Linked DNA regions of Homo sapiens: region 2 is linked to region 1. The links are chromatin loops, found by intact Hi-C in ENCODE. Cell type or tissue: endothelial cell of umbilical vein. All regions are shown on one strand. Each heading gives the region's core, and the rest is flanking DNA. Links, peaks and the distances in the headings are about the cores only. Region 1 overlaps CCDC178 (coiled-coil domain containing 178). Region 2 overlaps CCDC178 (coiled-coil domain containing 178).

Evidence for each region. Hi-C counts contacts between places; a loop is a spot of excess contacts. Peaks named below come from ENCODE experiments on the same cell type or tissue, not always from the same donor. Only the 100,000 strongest peaks of a DNase experiment are listed, where the experiment ranks them.
Region 2: a loop joins it to region 1, with 2.3 times the contacts of the local background. A loop is called at or near these places in 4 of 110 quality-filtered maps.

What each region holds. Positions count from the first base shown.
Region 1 is chr18:33,182,103-33,187,497 of GRCh38, reverse strand. All of the region lies in intron 20 of CCDC178 (coiled-coil domain containing 178), which reads left to right. Among named protein-coding and RNA genes, the nearest start is that of CCDC178, 260 kb to the left of the region's middle. In endothelial cell of umbilical vein, for the core only: no CTCF peak of the experiment used is centred there; a DNase peak (open chromatin) is centred at 3,157; H3K27ac peaks cover 2,207 bases.
Region 2 is chr18:33,114,314-33,119,708 of GRCh38, reverse strand. The region is part of intron 20 of CCDC178 (coiled-coil domain containing 178); the gene reads left to right. Among named protein-coding and RNA genes, the nearest start is that of CCDC178, 320 kb to the left of the region's middle. In endothelial cell of umbilical vein, for the core only: no CTCF peak of the experiment used is centred there; a DNase peak (open chromatin) is centred at 3,138.

The DNA.
Region 1 (5,395 bases), core at 120-5,119:
GGAATGAGATGTATTGAGGGTGTGTCTTAAAGAGGTCAGTATTTCTCTGAAGGGGATTGACATTAGGAAATGTCATACAAGAAGAGAGTAACTTCCTTCGTCAGGAGAGAAAGGGTTGCATCTATTGCAAAAAGAGGCTACAGATGAAGATGAACTGAATATGGAGTCATGGAGTGGAGACAGGGTGGGCCATATCATGTGGTTTGGCTCTGTGTCCCCACCCAAATCTCATCTTGAATTGTAATCCCCACATGTCAAGGGAGGGACCTGATGGGAGATGATGGATCATGGGGTTGGTTTCCCCCATGCTGTTCTCATGATAGTGAGTGAGTTCTTATGAGATCTGATGGTTTAAAAATGTTTGGCAGTTCTCTCTCTCAGTCTCTCTCTCTCTCTCTCTCTCTCTCTCTCCTGCCGCCATGTAAGATGTGCCTTGTCTCCCCTTTGCCTTCCTCCATGATTGTAAGTTTCCCCAGCCATGCAGAACTGTGAGTCAATTAAACCGCTTACCTTTATAAATTACCCAGTCTCAGGCAGTTCTTTATAGCAGTGTGAAAACGGACTAGTACAGCATGTCTGTCTGTCCATCACAACCTCTTTCAACTGCTCTCTCTGACTGCAAAGGTCTTCTAAAAGTAAGAGTCAGTGCTTCACTTCCACCTTCCAAATCTGATACCAGTTAACGTATTGGTCACTTCTAATCTAGAATTGTGGAGGGAAAGAGGTTCTGGAAAAGAGTTTCCAAGTTAACAACATGAAAACATCACAGTCTAGCAGAAGGTCCAAATCTTGGTCTCTGGGCAATCCTTTATAGGCTAGGTAGATTCACGAGGATGCGCTGAAAGAAAAAGTAACAATCTCAATACCCCAACATAAAACTAAACAAGGAAACTCAGGGAGGAGAGTTTCTCTGCTGATGAATCATCATATGGCTCCATAGACTTTAACCTCAACTACGTCCTTGTTTCTCTTTTATTAATTATGCAGAATTAGAACATTGTCACTTAAAAATAATCTTTGACTATGTTTTGGTCACTACACATGTAAGAAAATACTTTCTCAGGTTGTTAACACACATACTATGGTCAGTGCGTCTGGTCTACAGACAGAAGAGGTGGTCTGGGATTGGCTGACACCATATACAACTGCTAAGAGTGCTAAGTTGCTATTTAAGATTAAAATACCCAGTTTAAAATACACACACACACATACACACTCTTTTACTCATGTAAGGCAGCTTATTAGATTGAAAATCAGAATAATTTCCTAGTAGAAAGAGTGATATGTAATTTTAAACATTTTGAATGGCAAATTCCAAGTTTTATCATGTACTGTACATATTTATGTGAGTACTAAGCATCTTGAAACAGGCCTCATCAACTACATCATATGTATCTAACTTGAACATATTACAATACTTGACATATATTAGATAATAAATTATTCTTAGAGGCATGACTGAATAGATGAAATATGGAATCATTAAGGCAGATGAAAGATGAACTCTGTAAGCCTGGAGAGATTTGTTGTTGCAGTTGGTGTTGGTGGTGTTGGTAGTGGTAGTGTAGTGGTTTTTTTTTCTTTCAAACAATACCCATTTTCTCACTCTAGAGATATTCTGGTGAACCACCAGAGCAAGAAAATAACGTTGGAAACTACTGACCCATAGGCATTTTAAGATGATACTTTCTATGTAACATCTTCTTTAACCTTCATACAAAAAGCCCAGGTTTTCTCTGCTCTTGTTAAGGGTATTCAAGATTACCTTAAATTAAGTGGTACCAAATCAGAACTTCCCCTTTTACTAAATATATCTAAATTTCTCTTTGTGAGAAAAATTTTTGATGTGTCTTTTCTATATTTGTTTACTGCGATCTCCTTGTGTAATAACCTTCTACTTTTGACTTTATTTTTATTTTGTAACGTTCTTTTTAAAAATGTTCCAAAGGAGGTTATTTAATTTCTCTGCAGACTGTGGTTTCATACTGTAGCTAATATAAACCAGATACTAGAAAAGATAATAATACATACTGGAGTATAATGATTTAGTGTGCTTTTTCCCCTGTGTTTGCATGTTTGCAAAGATTTAAAGCAGTATTCGCAATGTACTCTTACCCCTTTCATCCATATCTCTTTTCTGCATTCCTTCATTTTTTCATGGAAGGTGTTTTCCTTTTTCTTTAAAACAAGACTTTCCCTGCCACACTGCATACTCTGGAAGAAATTGGGGTTTTCTCTTCTTGTTCATCCTTGCAAGTTTCCCTCTGTACTTTCCAGTTTCCCCTTTCTCGTAGTAATTGTGATGCAGGATGAGCACACCCCTTTCCCGACCTTCTCTCAAATGATTTCTTTAAGCTGCAGTGCACCTTTCTGTGGAAGAGGGGGCTAAGGAGTCACACCCCCACATTCACCTGAAAGATATTAGATGGCTATCTTTACAGTATTGCTGTTGTCATACTTTCAGAAAAAAAAAGCTGTGTACAGATCTTTACTTGAGTCTTTTTGGTCTCGTATAGATGCAAATTAACTTTTCTATTCTGCTTCACTTCAGTGCAACTAGTTACAAGAAGCAGTAATACCACAGTGACCTGATTTCAATAAGTAACTGTGAGCAGGTTAAGTAAACCTGAATAATGACCACTTTGCTCCTTGAAAGATGTCAGTTTTTTAAAATTTTGTAATACTTATGTTAATAACTGCACACATTTTCCCATCATTTTTTAGTAAACTATATAATACTTCACTATTACAGAATGTGCTCTGGTAGTTCATCACTAAAGGAAATATAATTGGAAGCAATTGATTCATTAAACAAAATCCTGTAGGATTCTGAGTCTATGAAGTTTTCCCCCAAAAATAGACTAATATTTGAAGAAGGGCACAGTTGAATGCCTTTGGCTGCAGCAACTTTCTATTTTAAACTTACTAGGTTCTTCGTTTTCTGGTCAGTGTATACTGGTTAGTGTATATCTGTTTGGTTGATGGCAGTAATGTATGTATATATTAGACTGTCTTATTATTTAGTCTTTTGTCCTGCCTTCACTGCTTGCCAAGAACTATTGATTGCATTGCTTATTCCTCATATCTGAAACACTGAGTCATAGCTTTGGTTCCTTGTAAGTAGCCGTTACTTTGTTTGCTTCTTGGGTAGCACACTTCCTCTTATTCTGTACAATATCTTATATGTCAAAATTAGATGACAATGGCATTCCGAAGTAAATACATCATGAGTATTTTTTTCAAACAAATATCTACTAATGTTATATACTATGAACAAGAGAGGCATAGTCTCTTGACATAATCTGTGCTTGTGCACAAGTCATTGACATTTGTGACAGGCTAAAACAAAATATTATATACACTAAAAAACAAATCTAAACATCCTCTTTTTCCTTCTTGTTTGAAATCCAAATCTACAGTTCAAACTTAAGCTGAGAATAACTTATTTCCACTAGTTATACTTTAAGCTGTAGACATATTAATAGGTGGCAGTGATTCTGGGCTAGAGTAAACATAGATAGAGAACAGATAAGTCTTTTAAGATAAACTGAATCACTCTAATAAAATATTAAATAGCACATGTGAATCTCCCCAGATAATTTTTCATTGAAAATTCATAACAAGTTCTGTTGCTTCCTAAAGGCTACCTGAACACATCATGAAAATTCTATAGATCAGAGTGCAATGAAGTAAGAGTAATAACCACTGACTAGAGAAACTTGTAGAATAAATCTATTTAATTGCATATTTAAGATGAGCTTGGCTTCTGTGTGGGGGGAGCAGAGCTGAATGCCCTATCACAAACCCAATAGCGCCAGTGTCAGTGAGCTGTGTGAGTTGTCTCTATGGGTTGTAAATTGGATCCCCTCAGTGACCAGTTAATGTTTTCTGTATTTACGGCAGTATTTCTGTTTTTCACAGCCACCAGGGTACTTTGGCAACATAAAAATTTAAAAATAATTTTTAGCAATCATACCGTGCCAATTTTTTATAGTTAAAGGGGCTCATTTAAATTGGAAAACCTGCTAGTCTGAAATTTTCATCTGAAGGATTACCACCAGCCAGAGCTACTTGTCTGATGAGGGTTTCACATGGCTTATCTAATGTGAAATCTCCCATGTGGTATATAGTTTCATTAAACGGTGATCAAGAATACATTAGTTCAAAACAAGAAAAGGCAATGGAGCTTAATCCGCCAGGCATCTTGGCGCAACAACTTTAAAAGAGTTATTGAAGTGAAACAATTTGAGAATTAAAAGTCTTCCACTTATACAAGACTCCTGTCAAAAGCCTAAAAGTCAGCCTTTCCTTTTTCTGTTCTCTGTTTATATACCACAACAAAAAAAGAGCCCCTGAAACAATATTTTGACTGTTGTAAAGCCAATAAAATGCATATATCGGTGAAATAACCTAATCCTAATTTAAAAACCAGATTTATCAAGATAGAAAAATAAAGTAACTGGTAGATAATGTAGAAATAAATAGAAAAATAAATTCTTTAGAGAAAAAGGTAAGAAACAAGTATTGGTGTGATGTAATAAAAACTGAGATTCATATAGCCTATGTTTATGTTTTAAAAACAATAGTATTAGCTCCTCTTACTTAAGAATTGATCATTAAACCAAACGGTCACATTGCAAATATACTTTTTAAAGAGACATTGGGATATATTTATGATTATATATGAATATAAGACAAATGTTAATGATTTTCCATTTTAATGTATAGAAATTCACAATAATGTTAAATGATTTTAGAGTTACACTTTTTTATATATCTCAGTAATGTATAATAGAGCAATAACTAAATGTAAAATTAATTTGACTTGTCATGTTGACATATATAGTGAGAGACTATGCATACATTCCTTTGATCTAACTAATCATTTTCATCTATTAGCACTTGATGAAAAATGTATTAGCTTATGTCAGGAAATTTCAACTCCCAGCACCAAAGATTTGAAAGATTTCTCAACATGCTTTAGCACACAATATAAAGAGTGAGATTTTAAAAATGTTATTACAAGTATATTTTGAAGAGTTTGAAATTTGTTATATTGAAAGATAGTATAAAAGACAGACTTATAATTTGATTTTTTAAAATGTAATCTTATTGTAGTACTTTAGAAAAATTACAATCATCTGAATTTAAAAGATCAGCTTCTGGAAATATCTGCCACTAAATACTTATTTTTCTACTTGTTATTCAGCTTGGATTTAAAGATACTATAAAGTGCATACTTCCCTACATTTCTCCACCAGTGTATTTCAGCCTTAGTCTTGAAGGAACTGTGTCTAATGGTGTAAAGATATTTCAGGTTATGTATTATTTAATCTGAGTTCTCTTGTGAAAAGTGATATATTCCATGATAAAACTGAGAGTTATAAACATTTTT
Region 2 (5,395 bases), core at 217-5,216, 68 kb after region 1:
ATTGATAATCCTTTGGGTATATACCCAGTAATGGGATGGCTGGGTCAAATGGTATTTCTAGTTCTAGATGCTTGAGGAATCGCCACACTGTCTTCCACAATGGTTGAACTAGTTTGCAGTCCCACCAACAGTGTAAAAGTGTTCCTATTTCTCCACATCCTCTCCAGCACCTGTTGTTTCCTGACTTTTTAATGATCGCCATTGTAACTGACGTGAGATGGTATCTCACTGTGGTTTTGATTTGCATTTCTCTGATGGCCAGTGATGATGAGCATTTTTTCATGTGTCTGTTGGCTGCATAAATGTCTTCTTTTGAGAAATGTCTGTTCATATCCTTCGCCCACTTTTTGATGGGGTTGTTTTTTTCTTGTAAATTTGTTTAAGTTCTTTGTAGATTCTGGATATTAGCCCTTTGTCAGATAAGTAAATTGCAAAAATTTTCTCCCATTCTGTGGGTTGCCTGTTCACTCTGATGGTAGTTTCTTTTGCTGTGCAGAAGCTCTTTAGTTTAATTAGATCCCATTTGTCAATTTTGGCTTTTGTTGCCATTGCTTTTGGTGTTTTAGACATGAAGTCCTTGCACATACCTATGTCCTGAATGATGTTGCCTAGGTTTTCTTCTAGGGTTTTTATGGTTTTAGGTCTAACATTTAAGTCTTTAATTCATCTTTAATTAATTTTTGTATAAGGTGTAAGGAAGGGATCCAGTTTCAGCTTTCTACATATGGCTAGCCAGTTTTCCCAGCATCATTTATTAAATAGGGCATCCTTTCCCCATTTCTTGTTTTTGTCAGGTTTGTCAAAGATCAGATGGTTGTAGATGTGTGGTATTTCTGAGGGCTCTGCTCTGTTCCATTGGTCTATATCTCTGTTTTGGTACCAGTACCATGCTGTTTTGGTTACTGTAGCCTTGTAGTATAGTTTGAAGTCAGGTAGCATGATGCCTTCAGCTTTTCTTTTGGCTTAGGATTGACTTGGTGATGCGGGCTCTTTTTTGGTTCCATATGAACTTTAAAGCAGTTCTTTCCAATTCTGTGAAGAAAGTCCTTGGTAGCTTGATGGGGATGGCATTGAATCTATAAATTATCTTGGGCAGTATGGCCATTTTCACAATATTGATTCTTCCTATCCATGAGCATGGCATGTTCTTCCATTTGTTTGTGTCCTTTTTTATTTCATTGAGCAGTGGTTTGTAGTTCTTGAAGAGGTCCTTCTTTCTTTGGTTCTTGGGCCTCTGGATCAGCAGAGTTATATCATGAGAATGGGAAGCAAAACTTTTGGTAGTGGATCAGTAGGGATAATAGTGAGTGGAGCCACTTCCATTTATGCCCCTTGATTTATGCACCAGTAAATGGTGATTGTGAGAGAAATAGCACCATGCATTGGAGGCTGATTTAGAGTAGATATCACATCCTAGAGGACATTGCCCCAGCTCTGTCCCCTGTCTAGAGGACAATGCCCCAACTAGGAGGCATTGCCACCTAGTTGTTATCATAACTGAGTGCTCAAAAGGCCATTCCACCATTATATCAAGTGCCTGCTTCAGGATGATGGGGAACATGATAAAACCAGTGACTTCCATGAGCATTGGCCTATCAATACATTTCATTTACTATGGAGTGAATTCACTAGTCAGAAAAAAATGCTGTGCCAAATGATAAGGCATTCTGTATGTCTGTGGTTGTCAGACAGGGGTTACTCTGCTGGCTGCAGTGATTGATCCTGACTACCCTGGGGAAATTGGGCTGCTACTACACAATGAGAATAATAAGGAGGCCCTCCAGGGCCTCTCTTTGTACCCCCATGTCTTGTGATAAATGTCAATGGAAAACTACAATACCCCAATTGATCAGGATTGAATAGACATCACTCTTCAAGAATGAGGGTTTGGGTCACCCTACCAAACAACTACAACTAGATGAAGTGTTTTATAGCAGGGAAGGCAAGTCCATATCTAGATTAAGTGTCTCTTTCTTTTTTTTTTTTAATTATACTTTAAGTTTTAGGGTATATGTGCACAACGTGCAGGTTTGTTACATATGTATACATGTGCCATGTTGGTGTGCTGCACCCATTAACTCATCATTTACATTAGGTATATCTCCTAATGCTATCCCTCTCCCCGCTCCCCCCACCCCACGACAGGCCCCGGTGTGTGATGTTCCCCTTCCTGTGTCCAATAAACGAAGCAGTTTAGTGTAATCAACCTGCAACCAGGTAGCTGACTGGTCACCTCAGGGAATGTTGCCATATCAGGGACTCAAGTTGGTCTACGTTGCTGGCAGATTAAGGACTCTGCAGTGGCTGTATCCAGGTCAGCTTTGGTGAGTGGAAGTCAATGTTGCTGAGCCCATGCATAACCTCCATCCCATTAATTGCCATAAACACCATGGCCATTTTGTTCAGAAGCTCATTGGACAATGCCAGGCGTGGTTGAGAAAAGAGGCTAATTCATAATTGACTGAATGGACCATCTTACCCACTTGATTTCTAAAATCTTCTTCTGCAGAGGTGACCTTTTGGTAAATTTTAATATGAGACACAAATATCTTCATTTTTTGCCCATTAAGAATGGGCAATACATATTTGTCTTCCCCAGACCTCCTTTTCATCAATTTTCTAACCATGCCCCTTAGTAGTCCATGGTCATCCAGCCAAACTATTAACCACAGACCATCAATTGATATAGATTCATGCCCCTGGCTTTTTCTCCATCCAGACCAAATAAACAACTAGGTACACTGCTCATAGGAAATGCTGCCCACTGGGGGAATCCTCCTTCACCATTGTTCTTCATGGCTGTCCCAGAAAGTGATTGTAGTGCTATAGCTGTCTGCTTTCAGGTGATGTCTGCATATAATATAGGACCCTGTATCAACCAGGCCTGAGATTTTCCTGGTAAATTTTCTTTAAAAGAGAGTAGGCTTTTCCTGGTAAAAGAGATTCAGTGTGAGAGGGGCTTTGACAGGGGGTTCTTCCCTGCTGGCTTGAAGCTGGAGTGGGCCACCTGAGTGCATTTCTAGTTGCTGAGAGCAATGCCTGGCTGACAGCCAACAGGAAAACAGGAACCTCAGTCATACAGCTATAAGGAAATAAACCCTGCCAGCAATCTGACGGACTTGAAAAGTGAGCAACGGCTCTGGGTGTTTTCTGAGTGAGAACTCACTCCAGCTGCCACCTTGTGTGTCAAACACTAAGCCGGGAACCCAGCTGGGCCATGCCAGAATTTCTGACCTACAGAACTGTGAGATGATCCCTGGATGTTGTTTTAAGCTGCTTACTTTGTAGTGATTTGTTATGCAGCAATGCAAGACTAATACAAAGCCACTCCCTTGTCTATCCACAGTTTCATTTCTACAAGATTAATTTAGAACATCTTTGCCTTAGACTTTTCAACTACTCTTTGGAACCTTGGTTTTCCTTCCAAAGCATATGTTCTTAAAAGCATTAAGTGGGAGTAGATTTGGCCACCACAGTTATGACCCAAATCTCCCAAATTTCCCTGGTGGTAGCTTGAGGTTTAGAAAGGTAAAGCCCCCTCTGTAGTAGCTCAGCTTTGCAGACTCTCCTGGGTTGGTAAATCTGTGCAGCAGATTCTAGGTTAATAATTCACAGGTCCTGATAATTACCTTGACGGCTAAGCTCAGTGTGGCAATTCCTTGAAGAGTAACTATCAGAAAAAATTAGGAATATTTTGTGGTAATATTTTTTATTTTAAAAGTTTCAAGTTGAAAAACTGTCAAATTTCATTTGACATCAATTTAGTCAAAATAAACTTAGTAAGAATTAAAATAATCTAATTTGCAATAAAAGAGTCATCATGTATACTGTAACTACTTGAAATGCACTTATCCTAAATAATAGATTTTAGCAGATTCCTTTCAGAGAAAAATGGACCTGGACTGAGGCAGAACGATTAACTCCTTGAAAGGACTCAGAATGTGCAGGAGCACATCTGGGGTCTATAGTGAACTACTATGGTCACTATAGATGGTCTATAGTGACTATCAGCAATGGAATGCTAACGTAGCAGGGCGGCGGCGGGGGAGGTGAAGTATGCAAATGTATGATTTAGACATACAGGTAAAGTAGACAAATTTTTAAGGCTGTATGAAGAAAAATACAATCTTTGTTCGGTGATTACTAAAACTGTAGTCAGTATTTGACTGTAGACGCTATGGCTGAAAAAAAATTAAGATCTATCTTGGAAGTTTTTCACAGAACATTATAGTGATCCTAGTTTGAGAAACAGGAGTTTTAAGACTTGGTATCACTATTATTTCTAATAGTGAAAAAAGGATGGTGAGAATTGACTTTTTCATAAAATTCTCTTACAATAAGGCTTCTAAACAATTTCTGGATATAGTACATTTTGATAAACCAAGTTAAATAAAATAGAGCTATGTTGAAACATGATACCATTATACTAAAGATTTTACAGGCTGAGTGCAATACCCATGTATGAAAGGTTGGGCCTAAGTCAGTAACGAACATCAGGGACATGAGTAAATGGCGAAGATAATACCCTAAAACACTTCAGTTAAATTTAAACATTTTTGGTGAAGAAAAGAACCAAGCAAGGAAGAATAGCATTAATAAGAAGCTCAGGATGGACAACTGTTTTAGAGAGGGAAATGCTGGTATATCAGTTTCCTCTCTCTGGTGCAACATGAGATCGTGTAATCAAGAGAAGAATTTACCTCTATTCAATCTACCTGGCTCAACCCCAGAACCATGCAATCCAACCTCATCTATTTTTTGACCTGTAAATCTCTATTATTCAAATGACAACTAGGCAGCCACATTCTTTTTCCCTTGCTATTTTGGCTCATTACATAAAAACTTTGGCCTTTGGAAATATGGAACAGATTAATTTTCTCTCATCCCTCCACTTCTCACTTCTCCTAGGTGGTCTGTCCTATTAGAAGAATGAACAGTGTATTTGACTCTGCCTTTGCTGAGTTTCCTTTAAATAAAATATTTGAATATAGCTTAAAAAATTTAAACATTTTTTAAAAAGTAACTATAGCCCTGTTTCATTTAATCTACATATTGCCAAAGTTTGTGATTTAAGAATTTAACACAAGATAATTGAATGTGAAAAAGAGCTATTTGCCTCATATTCTGCTTTTGGATTTTCTGTGGGCTCCTTTAACTTAGGGACAGATTAATAAGTATGGACTATTAGCCATTAATTAGTAATAGAGTAATAACTGTTAAGTAGTTATTAACCATTATGAACCAATTCTGAATTCACAAAGTCCAATCCCCATTGCAGTGTTCCCCTTCTCAATTACTGGGTTCTCTTCCTTACAGACCCCAAGTTCCCCACCCCCCATTCTCTCGGACTTCTGTATGGTGATTTGGGCTACCAGGGTCTCTCCTGCACAGCATT